Regions from separate parts of the Homo sapiens genome. Here regions 1 and 3 are each linked to region 2. A link is a contact called in ENCODE Hi-C or POLR2A ChIA-PET data. All regions are on one chromosome and are shown on one strand. Each heading gives the region's core, a stretch centred on a gene start or an enhancer-like site at or near the end of the contact. The rest is flanking DNA. Distances are from core to core; before and after follow the strand shown. Region 1 overlaps UBIAD1 (UbiA prenyltransferase domain containing 1). Region 2 holds the start of DISP3 (dispatched RND transporter family member 3). Region 3 has its middle 62 kb from the start of UBIAD1.

The links. A loop is a pair of places that touch in the nucleus more often than their neighbours do. ChIA-PET counts read pairs that join two places held with the same protein, here RNA polymerase II (POLR2A). Pooled maps may share reads with other maps.
Region 1: a loop to region 2 is called in a map of posterior cingulate gyrus, with 2.2 times the contacts of the local background. The contact joins the enhancer-like site here to the promoter of DISP3 in region 2. A Hi-C loop is called at or near these places in 1 of 168 maps with a recorded cell type or tissue (posterior cingulate gyrus), 1 of 37 single-sample maps with no recorded cell type and 5 of 50 pooled maps. POLR2A ChIA-PET finds 5 or more read pairs at or near these places in 4 of 52 experiments (CD8-positive, alpha-beta T cell, H1, K562 and 1 more).
Region 3: a map of natural killer cell shows a loop between it and region 2 (4-fold over the local background). The contact joins the enhancer-like site here to the promoter of DISP3 in region 2. A Hi-C loop is called at or near these places in 3 of 168 maps with a recorded cell type or tissue (Panc1, heart right ventricle and natural killer cell), 6 of 37 single-sample maps with no recorded cell type and 9 of 50 pooled maps. POLR2A ChIA-PET finds 5 or more read pairs at or near these places in 4 of 52 experiments (H1, HEK293T, SK-N-SH and 1 more).

Annotation. Positions count from the first base shown.
Region 1 is chr1:11,279,601-11,282,395 of GRCh38, forward strand. The region is part of intron 1 of UBIAD1 (UbiA prenyltransferase domain containing 1); the gene reads left to right. Among named protein-coding and RNA genes, the nearest start is that of UBIAD1, 7.8 kb to the left of the region's middle. Within about 2 kb of position 1,516, at least 9 of the 41 ENCODE cell types and tissues checked have a DNase peak (open chromatin) inside an H3K27ac peak, as active enhancers do; they include CD8-positive, alpha-beta T cell, where a contact is called at or near this core.
Region 2 is chr1:11,477,674-11,480,899 of GRCh38, forward strand. DISP3 (dispatched RND transporter family member 3) reads left to right here and starts at 1,482. Exons shown (of 21, transcript NM_020780.2): 1 at 1,482-1,699. RefSeq lists a silencer at 1,069-1,388 and an enhancer at 2,033-2,634.
Region 3 is chr1:11,333,948-11,337,095 of GRCh38, forward strand. No RefSeq gene overlaps it. Among named protein-coding and RNA genes, the nearest start is that of UBIAD1, 62 kb to the left of the region's middle. RefSeq lists an enhancer at 1-395. Within about 2 kb of position 1,609, at least 4 of the 41 ENCODE cell types and tissues checked have a DNase peak (open chromatin) inside an H3K27ac peak, as active enhancers do; they include natural killer cell, where a contact is called at or near this core.

The DNA.
Region 1 (2,795 bases), core at 266-2,765, 200 kb before region 2:
AGACGGTGTTTCACCATGTTGTCCAGACTGGTCTCAAACTCCTGACCTCAGGTGATCCACCCACCTTGGCCTACCAAAGTGCTGGGATTACAGGCATGAGCCACTGCGCCTGGCCAACTTTGGACATCTTAATGTCTATTAAATCTCCTAACAAAGATGTCAAATGGGTAGTTCAAGTTCAGAGAAGCCTGGGCTAGAGATTACATATCTGGGAGTCATTGGTCTATAGATAAAGTTGTAGGACTGGGTGAGGTCATCAAGGGGGAGGGAGTGTTGGTAGAAAAGTCAGTCCTGGTCTGAGCCCTGGGACACTCCCACATTAGAGGTGGGGGAAGAAAAGGCACAGGTAAAGGGGATGTGAGCAAGCATCCAGAGGAGTAAGAGGAAAATCAAAAGGCTGTGGTGGCCTGGCAGCTAATTATAAAAAGTTCAGTGAAGGAAATCAATGAGGTGGTGTAATAGAAAGTACAAGGTGGTGGTGAAGGGAAGAGGCTGTCTTTGTGAAAGTGACGTTCAAACTAGGACTTGAAGACGGAAGGATAAGGAGCTGGCCACGGGGTGGAATTGGAGTCTGATTGTGATGCTGAGTCCTCCAGGGCTGAAGGACCACTAAGTGCAAATGTGGTGGGTGAGAGAGAGTGTGACATTGGCTAGGATCTACTGAAAGGTCTGTGTGAGCCAGAGGGGGCATGAGACACAGTTGGTGAGTTAGGCAGGGTCTCTGTCATGGCGATCTTAACCAGTCCTACTCCCCAACCTCCAGGGCTCAGTCCTTGGGCCTCTTTTCTCTATCTCCATGTACTCCCTTGGTGATGTAGCTCATGGCTTCAGATGCCATCTGTTAAGCTAGTGACTCTTAAACTCCAGACTCATATCCAACTTCTTGCTCAGCAACTTCTCCTAGAACTGTCTCATAAACATCTCAAGCTTAACATGTCTGAGACCAAATTCTGATCTTCTCCCCAAGGAAACCTGCTTCGCCCACAGCTTTTTCCCCATTTTGCTCAATGGCAGCTTCATCCTAGTTCTTCAGGCCAAAAGCTGTGGGCATCGTCCTTGACTCCCACGTCTCACATCCAGTTCATCAGCAAATTCTGTTGACTCTCCTTTCAAAATGCATGTAGGATCTGACCACTTCTTACCGTGTCCAGCCACCACTGTGATCATCTGTCCCTGGATTTTTGCGGCAGGCTCCCAACTGGTCTCTTTACCTCTGTTCTGGTCCCATTCAGGCTGTTCCCACTCAGCCACCAGAGTAATTCTGTTAAAATATAGGGCAGCCCTGTCAGTCCTGCTTAGAACTCTTCAGTGGCTCCCATCTTGCTCAGAGTAAAGGCCAGGGTCTTTACAGTGACTCCCTAGGGCCCTACATTCTTTGCCCACCTTTTGCCCTCCCCCCAGTTCTCTGACCCACCCTCCTCCTTTCTTCCTGCTCATCCTGGGCCAGCCACACTGCCCTTTCTAGTCCAGGAGCATGCACAACCCCTCCTGCCCCTCCCTCAGGTCCTTTGTAGATGCAGCTTCCTCTGTTTGAAATGCTTTTCCTGCTTCTAACCATGTGGTTCACTTTCTCACTTCCTTCACCTATTTGCCCAAATGTCAGCTGCTCAGTGAGGCCTTGCTTTCTACCTTGCTTAAAATTACACACCCACTCCGTGCCCCCACCTGATACTTCCCCTGCTGCTCTTCTCTGCATTAGTTTTCCTCATAGCACATGTTACCTTCTAATGTGCCATATAAAGTACTTAATTGGTTAATTATCTTCCCCCTTCGACTGCGAGCTCCCTCCCTGCAGTCAGGGATTTCTGTCTCTGGTATTAGCTGAACCCCTAGCACCCAGAGCACTGCCTGGCATGTAATATTACTTAGTAAATATCCAGTGAACAAATGGGAAGGCATTGAAATATACTGAGCAGAGTAGTGACATAATCTGGTTTAAGATTTTTTAAACATTGTCTTTTATTGACATATAATTGACACACAGTGAAATGCACAGGTTTTTAGTGTTGCAGCTTGATGAATTTTGATAAATGTATACAGTTGCATAACCCACACCCCGTCATCATCCAGAACACTTCCATCACCCCCAAAAGCTTCCCAGTGCTTCTTGCCTGTCAATCCCACACTCCCTGCCCCCATCCAGAGACAGGAAAAGAACCACTGTTCTGATTCCTCTCACAGAGATTAGTTTTGCCTGTCATATAAATGGAACCTTTCACTATGAACTATGTATGTATGTATGTATGTGTATTTATTTCAGTCTGAGCTCTCGTCTGGCTTCTTTTGCTCAGCGTGATGTTTTTGAGATTCATTGTTTTATTGCGTGTATCAGTAGTTCCTTTTTTTGCTGACTAGCATTCCATTGTAACATACCACAACTTCTTTTTATCCATTCTCCTTTTCAGGGACATTTGGATTGCTTCCATATTTTGGCTATTACGTCTGAACATTCATGTTCAAGTCTTTTTGTGGATATTTGTTTTCATTTTTCTTGGGTAAATGCCCAGGAGTAGAATTGCTGGGTCACAGGGCAGATGATGTTTAATTTTATGAGAAACTGCCAAACTGTTTTCTGAAGTGGTTGTACTTCTTTACACTCCCCCCAGCAAGTGTTCCAGTTGCTCTGCGTCTTGCCAACTTTTTGACTTAAGTCTTAACAGATTCATTCTGGCTGCCGTGTGGAGAACCGGCCCAGTATTTCACTGTGTAAGCTCATTCAGAAAATGGGGTTGGGAGAGGAGGAATGCCTAAAAGGAAATTCCCAGATGGGCCACGTCTCTGAATCAGGTAGAGCA
Region 2 (3,226 bases), core at 232-2,731:
TCCTGTCTCTTTCTCCCCTTACAGCTCACAGTGGCACCCTTCACCCCAGGAACTGCCCCCAACTCTAATGTCTTTAAGGCCAGATGGAGCCATTGGGAGTCTTCTGACAGACTTGGCCAACCTGGCAATGGCTCTCTTGAGACCTTGAGCACATGGGGAGTGAGTGCCAGGGCAGGGACACTGGCTCAGGCCATTTGCTTCTGCATAGATAAGCTCTCAGGGCACCCAGAGTCATAAATACCAATGCGTCTAGTTGACAGCCAGTCAGTGGGTACAGCTTCCAGCCAGGGACTGTACAGCAGAGAGACAGAGCAGGAGCAGCAGGTGAACAGCACAGGAGATCCACTCAGCACCCTGACATTTAGAGGTGCGTCTCACCCAGTTTTCCTCTTTTAAAAATAAGGGCTGGGGATGGGGAGGGGCTGCTGTGGGTTCAGCATCAGTGTGTTGGCTGGCCGGGTTTGTTATATTTCATTCATAACTCTCCCATATTCTTCTCTCTCCCATAAGCCGGAAACCTCCTGAAGGCAAGGATTGTGTCTCACCATTGCCCTATCTTCCCAGGTCCTTGGTCGGCACACACCCAGGACAAATGACAAGCTCATGGCTCACCCTCACACAGCATGGCAATGGCCTCCCTCCTTTCTGGCTTCCGTCACTGACATCCCTCCACCCTGCAGCTGGGGGCTGGCAGCTGGCCCCCTTTTGAGGGGTCCCACTTCACTCTCCCTGGGCAACACCAATGCCAATGCTCTCTGAGCCCTGATGGAGAGAAATGGGCCAGGGTACTGGCCTGCCCCCCTCCCCCAGGCTCTTTCTCCTTGTGGCCCTTTGGCTAGGGGTGTCAGGCAGGTCATGTGCTAGAGCTGGAGGGATGCCCGGTCCCAGGGGCTGGTATGGCTCCGGGTTCTGGTGCCAGAGGGGTAAATGAAGAACAAACGAGGAAGGGACGGCGCCAGGAGCCTGGGCTTGGCAGCTCCCTCCGGAGGGCGCCCGGGGATGCCCGCGAGTGTCCAGGAGGCTGGTGACCTGCCAAGGCTGGGCGGGCTGGCTGGAGAGGAGCGGGAGCGCGGGCCCGGGAGAGACTTGGGTATCAGGAAACTCGGAGGCGGGGCTGGGGGGTGGTGCCTGGCCCGGACCGTCTGCAGGGGCGGGGACCGACCCCCAGGGGTCGCTGCGCCTTGCGCTTCCCCCGCCCGCGGGCGCCAGGGCCGGGCTGAACCACCGCGCGGATCGGCAGGGGGAGCGGCGGCGAAGACAGCGCCAGACAGCGGGTCCCAGAGACCGCAGCGCGCGGCGTGGCGCAGGGTCTCGCCGGCCACTGATTCAAGGCGCGGCGGCGCGGAGCCCGAGAGGCGCCAGGGATTGGGCGGCAGCGCGGCTCCGGAGCCTGGCTCGGACACCCCCGCGACCCGTGGTAGGAGCCCGGACCCAAACAAAGGCGGGCGGCGAATAAAAGGCGGCGGCGGAGCGGAGTGCTCGGGTTGCGAGCTGAGGACTGGGATTCGCGCGCAGCTTCCCGCGGTCTGCTTGCCCTGGAGCGGAGGGGGAGCCCCAGCCTCCTGCGGCTCCGAGAAGCTTCCCCCTGCGACTTCCGCGAGGAGACGAGTCTGCGCAGCGTGGTGGCCGCCGCCCCCCGACCCTCTGCGCACTCTCTCCCGCGCCGGCGGCTCAGCCTAGCCCCGTTCGGCCGGCCGAGGTGAGTGCACGGCCGCGGGGCGCCATCCGGGCTTGGTCTCGGGGCTGGGGGATGCATTGCTAGGAGGAGGGGGAAGTCCTCCGCGCCGTCCGCACCCCGACCTGCTTGGCGCCGCGCGCGAAGTTCTCTCGCTCTCCAGCCAGCCCGGGATGCGGGCCTCGGAGCCCCCCGGGAAAGACGGTCAGGGGTGGACAGAACCCAAGCTTGCCCTCTACGACCGGGCCCCAGCTCCGCACCATCTCCCCGCGGGACTGCAGCATTCTTGGTCGGCCAAGGGGAGTTGGATGTTGGATGTCCAGGAACGGCAAGGCTTCCGACCTCTGGCCCCTGCTTGTCCCCTCTGAGGGATATCTGGGTCCATAAAAGTTGAGCGTCAGTCTGAAGCCGCCCTTGGATCGGGCTCTCGCCCATGCTAGAGCGGAGGGAGGGGACAGAGTAAGGCTAATGACCCCCTCCACCCACTCCCTACCTAGCGTACTCGTGCTCTCGGAGGGACATTTCCCCGATTAACCTGGCTGCAGGTCCGGCCGGGGAGGGCGCGTGGGGGCTTGGGGCGGGCCGGGCCAGCGATGGATCCGCGCGCGCGAGGGTCCCCAGGCTCTGCCGAGAACGCGAACGAGGGTGGAGGTGGAGTGGGCAGCCGGGCAGTGGCGGCGCTGAGGGTCGGGAAAGATTCCCAGCGCAAGGGGCGCCAAGTCCCGGGAGCCAACCCCACCGCCGGGAGAACTTTTCCCAACTCCCTGGGGAGGCCGGCAGCAGGGCTGGGAAGGCGCCTCCTTGGGGGCTTCTCTTCTCGGCCTCTGCTCCACGGCCGGCGCCAGCTTCCCGCTGTCCCCCACTCACTGCGAGACTGCGCGCAGGTCTCCGTCAGCCCACTCCCCGGGTCAGCACCGCGGACAGCGCCTCGCGGCCGCCCTAGAAACTCAGAAGCCCGCGCACACCCACAGTCCACGCGCACACTCACACCCATCCATGCGCACACACATATCTACAGACCACTGGAAAACAGTCCACACACATACACTCGCGCAAGTACACACCCACCCACAATCCTCAGGCGCACACAATCCACGCAGACCCACGGTTCACACGCACGTGGGCGGACAGATCTCACAAGCACACACGTTCGTGGACCTGGGCAGCATCTTCGCCCCCGCTCTGCACTCGAGGTTGCTGTCTCCGGACTCACTGACTAAGCCCCAGATTCCAGAGCCCACCACCTGGTGTTCTCACCGATGCCCAGTGACTCACAAAGCCACTCAGACTCCCAAGCACAGACACACTTCCACCCCCAGCGCGCGCGTGCACACACACACACACACACACACACACACACACACACTGTCCTGCTCCTATGGGCGAAGCATGGGGATTTAGAGCAAACACCCCCTCCCCACCTCCTACTACTACACCTGCCAGGGGACCAGGGGATCTTCTGGAGGGAGGGAGGAGGCTGTGGCTCGGTGGAAGCTCCAGGCAGAAGCCCAGCCTGGACAGGTGCCTTACAGAATCTCCATTTTCAGCCCA
Region 3 (3,148 bases), core at 359-2,858, 140 kb before region 2:
TAATGCCCCTCACCCCTCACCAAGCCAGGAAAATGGCATCGTATTTTCTAGAAGACAAGAATGCCACTTTTAAAGAAAATTAGGCCAGGCACGGTGGCTCACGCCTGTAATCCCAGCACTTTGGGAGGCCGAGGCGGGCGGATCACCAGGTCAGGAGATCGAGACCATCCTGGTGAACACGGTGAAACCCCGCCTCTACTAAAAAAAAAATACAAAAAATTAGCCGGGCATGGTGGCGGGCGTCTGTAGTCCCAGCTACTTGGGAGGCTGAGGCAGGAGAACGGTGTGAACCCTGGAGGCGGAGCTTGCAGTGAGCCGAGATCGCGCCACTGCATTCTAGCCTGGGCGACAGAGTGAAACTCTGTCTCAAAAAAAAAAAAAAAAAAAAAAATTTGGCCTGGTTTGTAAATGGGTCTCTGTCTGCTCTGCAGCCCTCCCTGTGGACAACTCCTCCGTGCGTGGAGGCTTCTTCCCCGGCTGGGTGGACCCTACAGGCAGCCAGAGGGATGTCCCCCTTACCCCTCCCCTTGTCTGGGCCAGCCCCAAACAGAGGCCGTGGCTGAGAGGGAAGTGTCTGCACCCTGGGGCTGGGGAGGATGAACTTTGTCCAAACTCCTCTGACTCCTTTCTCCGAGGGTGGTTATTGGGAAACAGGAGTGAAGGTGAGTATGGGAGGGAGGAGGAGGAGGAGAAGCAGAGAGAGAACAGAGATGGTGTAGGCTGCTTGGTGGCAGACCGGGGCGTGGGCAGGAAGGCCCAATCTGGTCCCACCAGATACCTGGCTTTGCCCTTGTCCTGGGGCAGGCAGGGGGCATTGAGGAGCTGGCAGAACTGTGGACAGAAGGAGAGCGGAGCCGCTTTCTCTCCCAGCGAGAAAAGAGCCCAGTCACTCTCATTTTCAGGGGAAGCAACATGCCACACCCCCCGAGACACCTCTGTCCCCAGCACAGTAGCTCCTGATGGCTGCCCGGTGAGGATGCTGCGGGCAGGTCCCACTGTCCCCCCAGGCTCTGGCGTGCTCCCCCCAACCAAGATGCCCCAGCAGGGCCCCTAGTGGCCCAGGTCTGTGGCCATCCTGGTTCCTGTCTCCACTGTCTATCTGGAGCCCCTCTCCAAGCCTCCATCCCCCACCAGCCCCCTCCCCGCCTCACCGGGCCACAGCCCCAGCTTGGTCTCTATCTTCTCACCCAGCCCTGCCTCTCACTAGGCCTCACTGCCGCCTAGCCCTATCCCTTCTTTGGGCCCTGATCCTCTGTCCTGAGTCCTCTGGCCCCGGACACGTTATACTTCCATGACCAAGGGTCTTTGTAAATTCTTCAGGCGCTCTCCAGAAGCCCCAGTCCCCTCATACTCACAGCTCTGAACACAGCCCGGCCCTGTCCCTAAAACCCAGACAGGACCCGCATGTGCCGTGACCTCCCACTCTCCAGTGTGGCCCCTAAGAACTCAGGGTCGGGCTTGGCATTAGCCTGGAGGCCTGGAGCCTGCTCATTCAGTCCTGAGCTGACAGAGAAGGTCATTAGCAAGTTCCTAACTGGGCCACACCTCCTGGGCTGTGAGGACGGCTTGTGCCAGAGAAACATCACACTCCGTGTATCTCACTTCTTGGGGTGGTGGCACTTGGTGGTGCCGGGGACTCCCACATGTACTTGTGAGAAGTCTCAGTTCCCCATCTCCTTCTAGCCACCTCTCTGTCACCTCCCTCTGCTGGGTTGTGGAGGGGTGGGGTATGTCTCGGGGTGTCCCTGTGTGGCCTCAGGCATCATTTGTAGCTCTCCTGTGGGTTGAGGTTTCTTCTCGGGGCTCATTCACCCCGGCTCCCATAACCCTACCCCACCATTTCCTAAGCAATAACCCCGTATCAAGCACTGGGCTAAGCAGGATCTTCATGGCCTCACAAGGTGGGACCTGTCACTATTTCTGTGCTCAGCAGAGGAAATGGAGGTTCAGAGTTGTCAAGCCACTTGCCTAAGGTCACAGAGCTAAACCCTGGTGGAGCTGTGATTAGGCTATAGGTCTGGGTGGCTCCTGCCTGAGTTCCTGGGGCTCAAGTTACCCCATATCAAACTGGGAGACCCTGTGTGGTCATTTCTTGGTGCCAGAGTCTGGTTGAGGGGCACAGGCAGGGAAGCTGGGTCTGGAACAGTCTGTCAGGTTGGACACTGTGATCACCTCCCATTGAAGCAGGAGGAGGTGCAGCCACAGGCCGTTAAGTGATTGTTTATTCAAAATGAAAGGAAATCTCCCGAACAAAGCAAGAAACTCAAAGATTGAAGCGCAGGGCCTGGGTGGGAAAGAAGAAATTATCCGGTTCCTGCCCTTCCCCAGCAAAGCAGGCATGGCTAGAGCTGTCCTAGCCAGCACCAGAGTGGGCCCCTGGCCAGGCGCAATGGCTCACGCCTGTAATCCTAGCGCTTCAGGAGGCCAAGGAGGATCACTTAAGGCCAGGAGTTTGAGACCAGCCTGGGAAACTTGGTGAAACACCCCGTTTCTACAAAAAGTAGCCAGGTGCCTATAGCCCCAGCTACTCGGGAGGCTGAGGTGGGAGGATCACTTGAGCCCAGGAGTTCAAGGCCATAGTGAGCTATGATCATGCCACTGTACTTCAGCCGAGGCAGCAGAGTGATACCATATCTCAAAACAAAACAAAACAAAGCAAAAACCCAACAACAAAACAGCAGGCCCCAAGGAAGCCTGTGGCAGGGGCCTGAGGGGTGGTGCAGGTAGGGTTGGTGGGGTTTTCCTGGGTCATGCCTCTAACTAGATAATAATGATGCCTGTCTCATTGCGGTGCGGTGGGAATACAATGTGCCTATAGTATATATGTAGCGCATACTGTATATGCAGTGTATACAGTGCACATATAGTGCATTTACAGTGGACATCTAGTGCATATATGGTGTATACGTAGCGTATATATAGTGCACGTGCTGTAGTGTATATATCGTGCATATGTAGTGTACGTGTAGTGAATATACAGCGCATATATAGTACATATGTGGTGCACATATAGTGTGCATATATGGTACATAGTGCACATAGTGTACATGAAACATATGTACACGAAACATATACACACGTGCACTACATTACACGTGTGAATTACATTACACATCTATCATATATGTGGTGTACATGTAGTGGACAT